Linked DNA regions of Homo sapiens: region 2 is linked to region 1. Evidence: chromatin contacts called from ENCODE Hi-C or POLR2A ChIA-PET data. All regions are on one chromosome and are shown on one strand. Each heading gives the region's core, a stretch centred on a gene start or an enhancer-like site at or near the end of the contact. The rest is flanking DNA. Distances are from core to core; before and after follow the strand shown. Region 1 holds the start of NUP85 (nucleoporin 85). Region 2 overlaps TMEM94 (transmembrane protein 94).

Region 1 (4,864 bases), core at 1,714-4,213:
TTGGAAGAAAAAAAACCCTACCTTTTTTGTTGAAGGAGGTTTCACATACCAGCATCTCCCCTGGACCCCAGTCAAAATACATTTGGTTCTTCTTGGAATTCACGCCTGGAATCAACTAGTAAAATAAGGCATAGAAATCTAAAATGAAAAATGTTCTTCTTACTGAAGTTGTTCCATTCTTTTTTTTTTTTTTTTTTTTTTGAGACAAAGACTCACTCTAACAGGCTGGTGTACAGTGGTGTAATCTCAGCTTGCTCCAATCGCCGCCTCCTGGGTTCAAAGGCTTCTCCTGCCTCAACCTCCTGAGTAGCTGGGACTACAGGTGTGTGCAACCACACCCGGCTATTTTTTTTTTTTTTTTCATTTTTAGTAGAGATAGAGTTTCACCATATTGCCCAGGCTGGTCACAAACTCCTGAGTTCAGGTGATCCGTCCGCCTCAGCCTCCCAAAGTGCTAGGACTACAGGCGCGAGCCACCGTGCCCGCCCTGCTGAAAAACACTTTAAGTGAAGAGCACAGCTGGTCCTCTAATAACACTGTATCCTTCAATAACATTTCCTTATAACACTGGTAAGAAAAATTCATTTTGGGCCGGCAGCGGGGTGGCTCCTGCCAGCACTTTGGGAGGCTAAGGCGGGCAGATCATCTGAGGTCAGGAGTTCGAACTCTTGTTGCCCAGGCTGGACTGCAGTGACGCAATCTCGACTCACTGCAACCTCTGCCTGCTGGGTTCAAGTGATTCTCCTGCCTCAGCTTCTTGAGTAGGTGGGATTACAGGCACGCGCCACCAAACCAGGCTAATTTTTGTATTTTTTTAGTAGAGATGGGGTTTCACCATGTTGGCCAGGTTGATCTCGAACTCCTAGCCAAGCGCGGTGGCTCATGCCTGTAATCCCAGCACTTTGGGAGGCCGAGGCAGGCTGATCACGAGGTCAGGCTTTGGAGACCAGCCTGACCAAGATGGTGAAACCCCATCTCTACCAAAAATACAAAAATTAGCTGGGTGTGGTGGCACGCACCTGTAATCTCAGCTACTCAGGAGACTGAGGCAGAAGAATCGCTTGAACCCAGGAGCCAGAGGTTGCAGTGAGCTGAGATCACGCCACTGCACTCCACTCTGGGTGACAGAGTGAGAATCCGTCTCAAAAAAAGAATGAGGCCAGGCGCAGTGGCTCACACTTGTAATCCCAGCACTTTGGGAGACTGAGGCCGGCAGATCACCTGAGGTCAGGAGTTCCAGACCAGCCTGACCAACATGGAGAAACCTCGTCTCTACTAAAAAAATACAAAATTAGCCGGGCATGGTGGCACATGCCTGCAATCCCAGCTACTCAGGAGGCTGAGGCAGGAGAATTGCTTGAACCTGGGAGGCGGAGGTTGCAGAGAGCCGAGACCGCACCACTGCACTCTAGCCTGGGCGACAAGAGGGAAACTCCGCCTCAAGAGAAAAAAAAAAGAAGGCCACATATCTCCCCAGAGAGCTTCCCTCACAAATTGCTCACAAGGAAATTCCTTGTGAGCCTCTAAAATTTTCAGGATACACATCGCCCCTATAAACTAGTCCTAAAATCAAGATCTGTTGATTCTGACAATGTCAACTACCAGCTTATCTTCACAAGTAAAAGACCAGAAATCGGCCGGGTGCGGTGGCTCACGCCTGTAATCCCAGCACTTTGGGAGGCCGAGGTGGGCGGATCACGAGGTCAGGAGATTGAGACCATCCTGGCCAACACGGTGAAACCCCGTCTCTACTAAAAATACAAAAAAGTACAAAAAATTAGCCGGGCGTGGTGGCGGGCACCTGTAGTCCCAGCTACTCAGGAGGCTGAGGCAGGAGAATGGTGTGAACCCGGGAGGCGGAGGTTACAGTGAGCCGAGACCGCGCCACTGCACTCCAGCCTGGGAGACAGAGCGAGACTCCGTCTAAAAAATAACAGTAATAATAACCATAATCCCTCTACCTACCCTGAGATGAATGCATACATAAAATTTTCCTCTGCTCCCTCTTTTCACAGGTAAAATGCAGATTTACTGAGGCTAATCACCGACTCACAAGAATGTAATCATTTGCCTCCTCACTGCCTAACCTCCCTTTTTTGCCCCTCCTGCTAGCTCCTTCCTCTTTAACTAGTGATGTTCCCAAAACCATCTTTGGAAAAAGCACAGGTCTCAGATCCTCCTGTGACCTGTGCTTTTTCCCGGTTGGATCCTCAACCTTAGCTAATTAAACCTTTATCGGTTGAGACCTGCCTCAGTCACTTCTGGTTAACAAGAGGGAAAACAAGAGCAATCCAACTAGCAGAAACGGTAGGTATCTCGTACATAAAGCGCGTGAATTTTTTTTATACACATCACAGATCATCCACAGTTGACATACTGTCTTCAAAGTTCAAATGGAATTGAATGCACAGCGATAAAACAGGAATAGTCTCCTGAGATAATACGTTGAATAAACCTTAGGCCACACAGGCAGAAGCTCAATGTGCCGCGATGCAGAGCTTAATACGGCTGGAATAAAAATATAAATTCCTCTGCTTGGGCTGAACCCACTCTAATGCCCAAGAGGAAAAGCAAGGGAAGTAAAAAGGCCAGGAACACAAAGGAAGGAAAGGGACGGAGTGGGACCTTCGAGGCCGGGGTTTGTGACTGGTGGCAGAAACCCCGCGACCACTGCGACCCTAGGGCGGGCACCTCGTTAACACTGCGACCTCCGGAAAAGTGGCAACTGAGTCGAGGGAAGGGGACGAGCGCCTCGCGACCACTAGGGAAGCAGACAAGCCTGAAGTAACTAAGCAGACGCAGTTCTCAACCCGCAAGGACGAGCAAGCCTGTTCGGGGTACCCTTACAGTGACTGTTGGCTCGCCATCGAGCTCCTCCATAGCGCCGAACCCCAGGCTCCTAGAAGTCGCTCGGACGCCAATGCTTCCCGCTCAGGCCTCCCGCTCAGAGCTGGCTGCGAGACAAGACTCCGCCTGGGCGTCTCCTGCAGCGCCTGCAAGCCCAAACCCTCAGTGCTGCGGCGCTGTCTCCTCTCAGCCACGGCCACCCCTCTGCGGTCCTCTGCACGCGTCCTTCCTTCCTGGCGTCGACAGCAAATCAGGGAAAACAGCGCCGAGGACTGACTGCACTCAGAGTACCGCGCTAACAGGATCAGGCGGCGCCGGGGACACCCTGGTGCCGAGCGGAGAAAAGGCCCCCGGAGACGGCGGGAGGGGCAGGAGGACCCCGGGGCTGGAGACGGTGCGAATGCGCGTGCGTAGGCTGGGGCGGCGGCACTTGGGTGGGAACTCGTGCGGGATTTAGGTCCCAGTAAGCGTACAACGTCTCCCAACTCTGGGAGTCCTCGCTACATCCCGGTCTCCACCTTAGTGTCGTCGCAGCCACTTGTCCAAACCCCGACAGTCAAACGGGCTTGTGCTGGAAAGCAATCGCCTCCACTTCCACACTAGAACACACACAAGAGGCACGGGAACAAAATCGATACCCCTGAAGGCCCGGCGCTGTGGCTCAAGCCTCTAATCCCAACACTTTGGCAGCCCAAGGTGGGTGGATCACTGGAGTTCAGGAGTTCAAGACCAGTCTGGCCAATATGATGAAACCTCGTCTCTACTAAAAATATAAAAAATTAGACGGGCGTGGTGGCGGACACCTGTAATTCCAGCTACTCGGAAGGCTGAGGCAAGAGAATTGTTCCAACCCGGGAGGTGGAGGTTGCATTGAGCCAAGATCGCACCACTGCACTCCAGCCTGGGAGACAGAGCGAGACTCCGTCTCAAAAAAAAAAAAAAAAATTAGCTGTGCTTGGTAGCGCGCGCCTGTAATCCCAGCACTCCGGGACGCCGAGGTGGTTGGATCACCTGAGGTCAGGAGTTCAAGACCAGCCTGGACAACATGGCGAAACCCCGTCTCTACTGAAAATACAAAAATTAGCCGGGAGTGGTGGCGGACACCTGTAATCCCAGCTACTCGTAAGGCTGAGGCAGGAGAATTGTTCCAACCCGGGAGGCGGAGGTTGCAGTGAGCCAAGATCGCGCCACTGCACTCCATCCTGGGCGACAGACGGAGACTCCGTCTCAAAAAAAAAAAAATTATTTTGCTGAGTCTCAAAAAAAAATTATTTTGCTCTTTTTCTCTTAATAAGTTTCCGTTATACCTCAAGTTGGAGTTATCGCCTGTGTAATTGAAAACTTTTCCAGAGTTAAATACAGTTTGAGAGTTAACCACTCTAGAGAGAGGAAGGGGAAAAGAGAGGGGAAGGAGCCACACTCTTTTAGAGAGAGGGGAGGAGAGGAAAGAGAAAAATAAGTTGTAAGATAATTGTTTCATTTTTCCAACCGTTTTCCATTAGGATTAACTGAAAAAGAAGGATACATAAACTACTTCATCAAAACCTTATTCTTAGAAATCTATAGAAAGGTTGAGGAAGGAAAAGGTCCATATATAGTATGCGTAATCAGTATATAGAACAAGGATAGGCCGGGCGCGGTGGCTCACGCCTGTAATCTCAGCGCTTTGGGAGGCCGAGGCGGGTGGATCACCAGGTCAGGAGAGAGAGACCATCCTGGCTAACACGGTGAAACCCCATCTCTACTAAAAATACAAAAAAAAAAAAAAAAAAAAAAAAAAATCAGCCGGGCGTGGTGGCGGGTGCCTGTAGTCCCAGCTCCTCGGGAGGCTGAGACAGGAGAATGGCGTGAACCGGGGAGGCGGAGCTTGCAGTGAACCGAGATTGCACCGCTGCACTCCAGCCTGGGCGACAGAGCGAGACTCCGTCTCAAAAAAAAAAAAGAACAAGGATAGCACTATTAGCTGTAGTTTTCCTTTTTCGCCCTTGTATTACTAAGCCTATTTGAATGATTGGGT
Region 2 (4,301 bases), core at 12-2,511, 280 kb before region 1:
ATTCGCTGGGGTTAGGAGCCATCAGTTAGCCCAGAGTCCACTGGGACAGGGCCTGTGGGACTAGACTTTTAGCGAGAATAAAGAACAGCACAGGGGGCCAGGCGTGGTGGCTCACACCTGTAATTCCAGCACTTTGGGAGGCCAAGGCAGGTGGATCACCTGAGGTCAGGAGTTCGAAACCAGCCTGGCCAACATGCCGAAACCCCATCTCTACCAAAAAATAAAAAATAAGCCAGTTGAGGTGTGGTGGCATGTGCCTGTAATCCCAGCTACTGGGGAGGCTGAGGTGGGAGAATCGCTTGAACCCAGGAGGCAGAGGCTTCAGTGAGTTGAGATCGTGCCACTGCACTCCAGCCTGGGCGACAGGGTGAGACCCTGTTTCAAAAAAAAGAACAGCAGGGTGGAGGAAGATGTTCCAGAGCCTCTGCCAAAAAGCCAGTAAGCTGGCCGGGAAGCTTCCGGATGAAGTCTGGGGACCCTCCCATCGTTGCCTGTGGATGTTCCCACCGCATTTCCAAGGGAGAAGGAAAGCCTCAAGCTACCTTGATCCCCCTCAGAGAAGCAAACGATTCCTGGCCAGGCCTCAAAGCTATGATGTCTCCTTCAACCAGCAGGCTGACTGGCAGGTTGACCAGGTGTCCGTCTCTGTAGGCCCAGTGCAAGGACCAGGATGGCGCAAAAGGCATGTGGAGGTCTGGATACATGGCACTGGGCCACTGGATCTCCCTGCCATCCCTGAGGGCATCTGAGGGGAATGGAAAGAGGGAAACAACCCTCTCAGCCACGGCCCTGCCCCCCAGTCAGATACAGCAGCACTTCCGGAAGCACTGTCTGCCCACTTCCTCTCCCAGGAGGTCTGCGTCAAACCCCTCCACTCGTTCCAACACTTCCCTGCTTTCAAGGATGCCTCCCTTATAAAGCCCTACCCGGCCACTCCAGCCCCAGAGCCTCTACCTCCTCTCAACACCTGGAGCTCTCGTTCTTTGTACCCCCATCCCATTCAGATACACTTCACAAACATTGCAGAGGGCCTGTGAGGGGTGCAAGGTGGAGACAACAACATAGCTCCTCAAGGAGCCACAACCCAGTGGGGCAGATGAGACATGTGGACAGATAACGCCAAACAAGGCAAACACGGCTAAGCATTAACAAAGATCCCTGTGCTGCAGGAGTCCAGAAGAGGGAGCAAACCGATTTGCTGGGGCGATCAGAGGTGGCTTCCTGAAAGAGGAAGCACTGGGGATGGGCCTGGAAGAATGGTTTTGTCAGCTGGAGATGAGTGAGGGAGAAGCTCACCAGCAGAGAACAGTGGAGAGAGGCACAGAGGCAGAGGCTGATACACAGTGGGCCTAGGACTGGTGAGTAGTTTCAGCATCAGAATGAGGAGGAAGAGAAGAGGCTGGAGAGGAAGGTGAGCCTGTGTTGGAGGCTCTGGGAGGCCACTCGTGCCTCTGGGATGGCTTCCATAAGCAAAAGGGAGCCACTGATGCTCCTGGGCAGGAGACTAAGCTCCGGAAAGCAGGGCCCATCTTTTGCCATCACCATTGCACTCCCAGTGCCTGGCACATGGTGGCAATTAACCATCTCAGAACGAAAGGACAAACTCACTTAGCATCTAAACGTCCACTGCCCAGGTCTGTTGGAGAAAGGTCTCATGAGTGGGTGCTGCTTCTCCCACAGCACCACATGCCCCTGGACAGCAGGAGCCACCGTCCCTCAAAAGAGCCTCAACAACCCTCAATCCGCAGCCAAGCTTCATAAACACCGCCTGAATGAAAGGCCAAGCAGAAATCCAAGCCACTCCCCTCCCTTTTGGAGCTGGGCTGCTCCATCTCAGGCTCCCGGCCCCTACCCCACCCCAATTCCTGCAGGTATGTCTGCCCACCTTCCCATGTCTCCCAGCACAGTACACCAGACAAGATGGACTTGAACGAGAAAACTTCAATCATCCTCCTGCCATGTGAGAGGACTTCCCTGTTGGTTTCCCAACGTGAGCCAGCCTGCAAGCCCACCTGCCACTGTTGGCCTTCCTGCCTGCCCAGCCCTCTGCCTGGGCACCCACCACCATCCCACAGCTCTCACTGCCCTGCTCAAAAGAGAGTGGGCATCCTTCTAACTCCCCAGATGACAAGAGCCCCTGCAATGCTGGCCACAGGCAACCCGTCTGTGCTGGGGTGCAGGAGGGGAGCCCTCAGGGCTCTGATATGTCCGGTCATCTTTTCCCACCAATATGCCTGCCCTTGACCTCACCTTGGATTTGGTCAATGATCCCTCGCAGCCTCCGCTCTACCTCCCGACGCTTCAGCCGGTCTTGCCGCCCGATGAGCACAAGGTTGAGAAGCAGTAACAGGAACAAGGCCGAGGCATTCACCAGCCCCACCCCACGGCTGGTGGGAGGAAAGAGAGGCCGCACCCACAGGGAGTGAGGGCTCGCCCACCCAGCAGCCCCCAGGCCACAGCTCCCCTTCCCACCCCAGTCCCTTGTGGAAAGACTGTCCCGTTCTGGTGCCCTGACACCAGCTAGGCCTCTGACCCCATTCAAGGGACTGAGGAGGTTCCCTTACATCCCAGGAGCAGCTTGGGGGTGACAGCCCCCAAGAGCCCTGGTCTGTCCCAGGTGCCGCGGCAGGATGGACAGCACAGCTGGAGAGGTTGGGGAGCAGCCCCTGGGCGCACACCTCCCGGCTGGCTGTCCCCCGCAGCAGCCCAGCAGCAGCAGCACGGCCAGTAGCATGAGTGAGGCCCCCGGCCAGTGGAAGCAGGAGCAGCGGTTACTGTGGTGGAGGAAGCTGCTTCTCCACACCTCCTGGGAAGTTCGGACAGGGAGGGGACAATGAGAGGCCTGTCCCACTCCAATCTGGCTGCCTCCCCCGGCACCCTTCCCAGCCCCCATGGCCGCCTTGGTCCCCTCTCTTTGACCTCGGCTGGGCTCCAGCCTGTTGGGCTCCTGCAGCAAGCAGGCTCAGGAGCCACTCTGAGGGGAACCTTGGCTTCTTTCTGATATTTCATGAGGCCTCAGTTGGGTCACACTGTCCAGGGTGACAGGGTACATCAGAGTCCTGAGAAGGGGCCTCCCACACTTCCCTGCCATCCCAGCCAGGCCCTGGTAGCCCCGAGAAGAAGCTTCACCTTCCACGTCAGACACTTCTTCCGCTCCCTGAGATGTCCTTCCAGCACTGCCTCCAGCTGCTCCTTCAGGACGCTGAGGGCCTTCCGCGTGGACAGGCCCAGGGCTGAGGGAGGCTCGCCCTGCAGGCAAGCAGGAGGCGCTGGGCGTCACTGCCAGGCCAAGGCTATGCAAGGCACGCGGGCCCCAACCCTCCCCTTCCCTGGCCCTTCATCCTTCCCCTCCTCTGGGATCCTCACATCTCTTCCCCTACCAGCTCTGGCCTCTCAAGGTGTGACCATGTCCATCTCCACCAAATTACAAACTGTTCAAGTGCACAGCCTCCTACCCTACTCTTTACAGCCAAATTAAAAAACAAAACAACTTTTTCTTTTATTCCATGTTCCCCAACTCACTTTCCCCACTGCCCCTGGCGAGCTCCCTGCCCACCCAGGCTGTGCTCACCACTGATCTCCCAATTTATTGCAAGGGGGCCAGTCTTTGATTGCATGGACAATTTTTTTTTTTTTTTTTAGATAGAGTCTTGCTTAGTCTCCTAGGCTGGAGTGCAGTGGCACGATCTCGGCTCACTGCAACCTCTGCCTCCCGGGTTCTGGTGATTCTCCCGCCTCAGCCTCCCGAGTAGCTGGGATTACAGGCACACACCACCATGTCGGGCTAATTTTTTGTACTTTTAGTGGAGACGAGGTTTCATCATGTTGGCCAGGCTGGTCTTGAACTCCTGACCTCAAGTGATCTGCCCGCCTTGGCCTCCCAAAGTGCTGGGATGACTGGCGTGAGCCACTGTGCCTGGCCTAAAATATATCTTTTTTTAAATGGAGAGAGGGAAACTAACATAGAGATGCTATCTTTTGGCCAGGCGTGGTGGCTCACACCTGTAATCCCAGCACTTTGGGAGGTGGAGGCAGGTGGATCACTCGAACCTAAGAGTTAAAGACTAGTCTGGGCAACATAGAGGAACCCCATCTGTACAAAAAATCAGAAAGAAAAAATTAGCTGGGCATAGTGGCATGCACCCAGCTACTCAGGAGGCTGAGGCAGGAGGATTGCTTGGGCTCAGGAGGTCAAGGTCGTAGTGAGCTGTGATTGTGCCACTGCACTCCAGCCTAAATGACAAAATGAGACCCTGTCTCAAAAAAACAACAACAAAAAAGAGATGCTAGCATTTCACTGT

What was found. Hi-C counts contacts between places; a loop is a spot of excess contacts on that map. ChIA-PET counts read pairs that join two places held with the same protein, here RNA polymerase II (POLR2A). Pooled maps may share reads with other maps.
Region 2: a loop to region 1 is called in a pooled map, with 2.5 times the contacts of the local background. The contact joins the enhancer-like site here to the promoter of NUP85 in region 1. A Hi-C loop is called at or near these places in 1 of 50 pooled maps. POLR2A ChIA-PET finds 5 or more read pairs at or near these places in 2 of 52 experiments (Caco-2 and H1).

What each region holds. Positions count from the first base shown.
Region 1 is chr17:75,203,778-75,208,641 of GRCh38, reverse strand. NUP85 (nucleoporin 85) reads right to left here and starts at 2,963. Exons shown (of 19, transcript NM_024844.5): 1 at 2,848-2,963; 2 at 22-115. The coding sequence starts at 2,880. RefSeq lists enhancers at 297-864, 2,952-3,131, 2,290-3,223, 3,224-4,158.
Region 2 is chr17:75,484,376-75,488,676 of GRCh38, reverse strand. It overlaps TMEM94 (transmembrane protein 94), which reads right to left. Exons shown (of 32, transcript NM_014738.6): 3 at 3,130-3,249; 4 at 2,679-2,806; 5 at 2,251-2,387; 6 at 543-745. Among named protein-coding and RNA genes, the nearest start is that of MIR6785, 12 kb to the left of the region's middle. RefSeq lists an enhancer at 561-610. Within about 2 kb of position 1,261, at least 18 of the 41 ENCODE cell types and tissues checked have a DNase peak (open chromatin) inside an H3K27ac peak, as active enhancers do.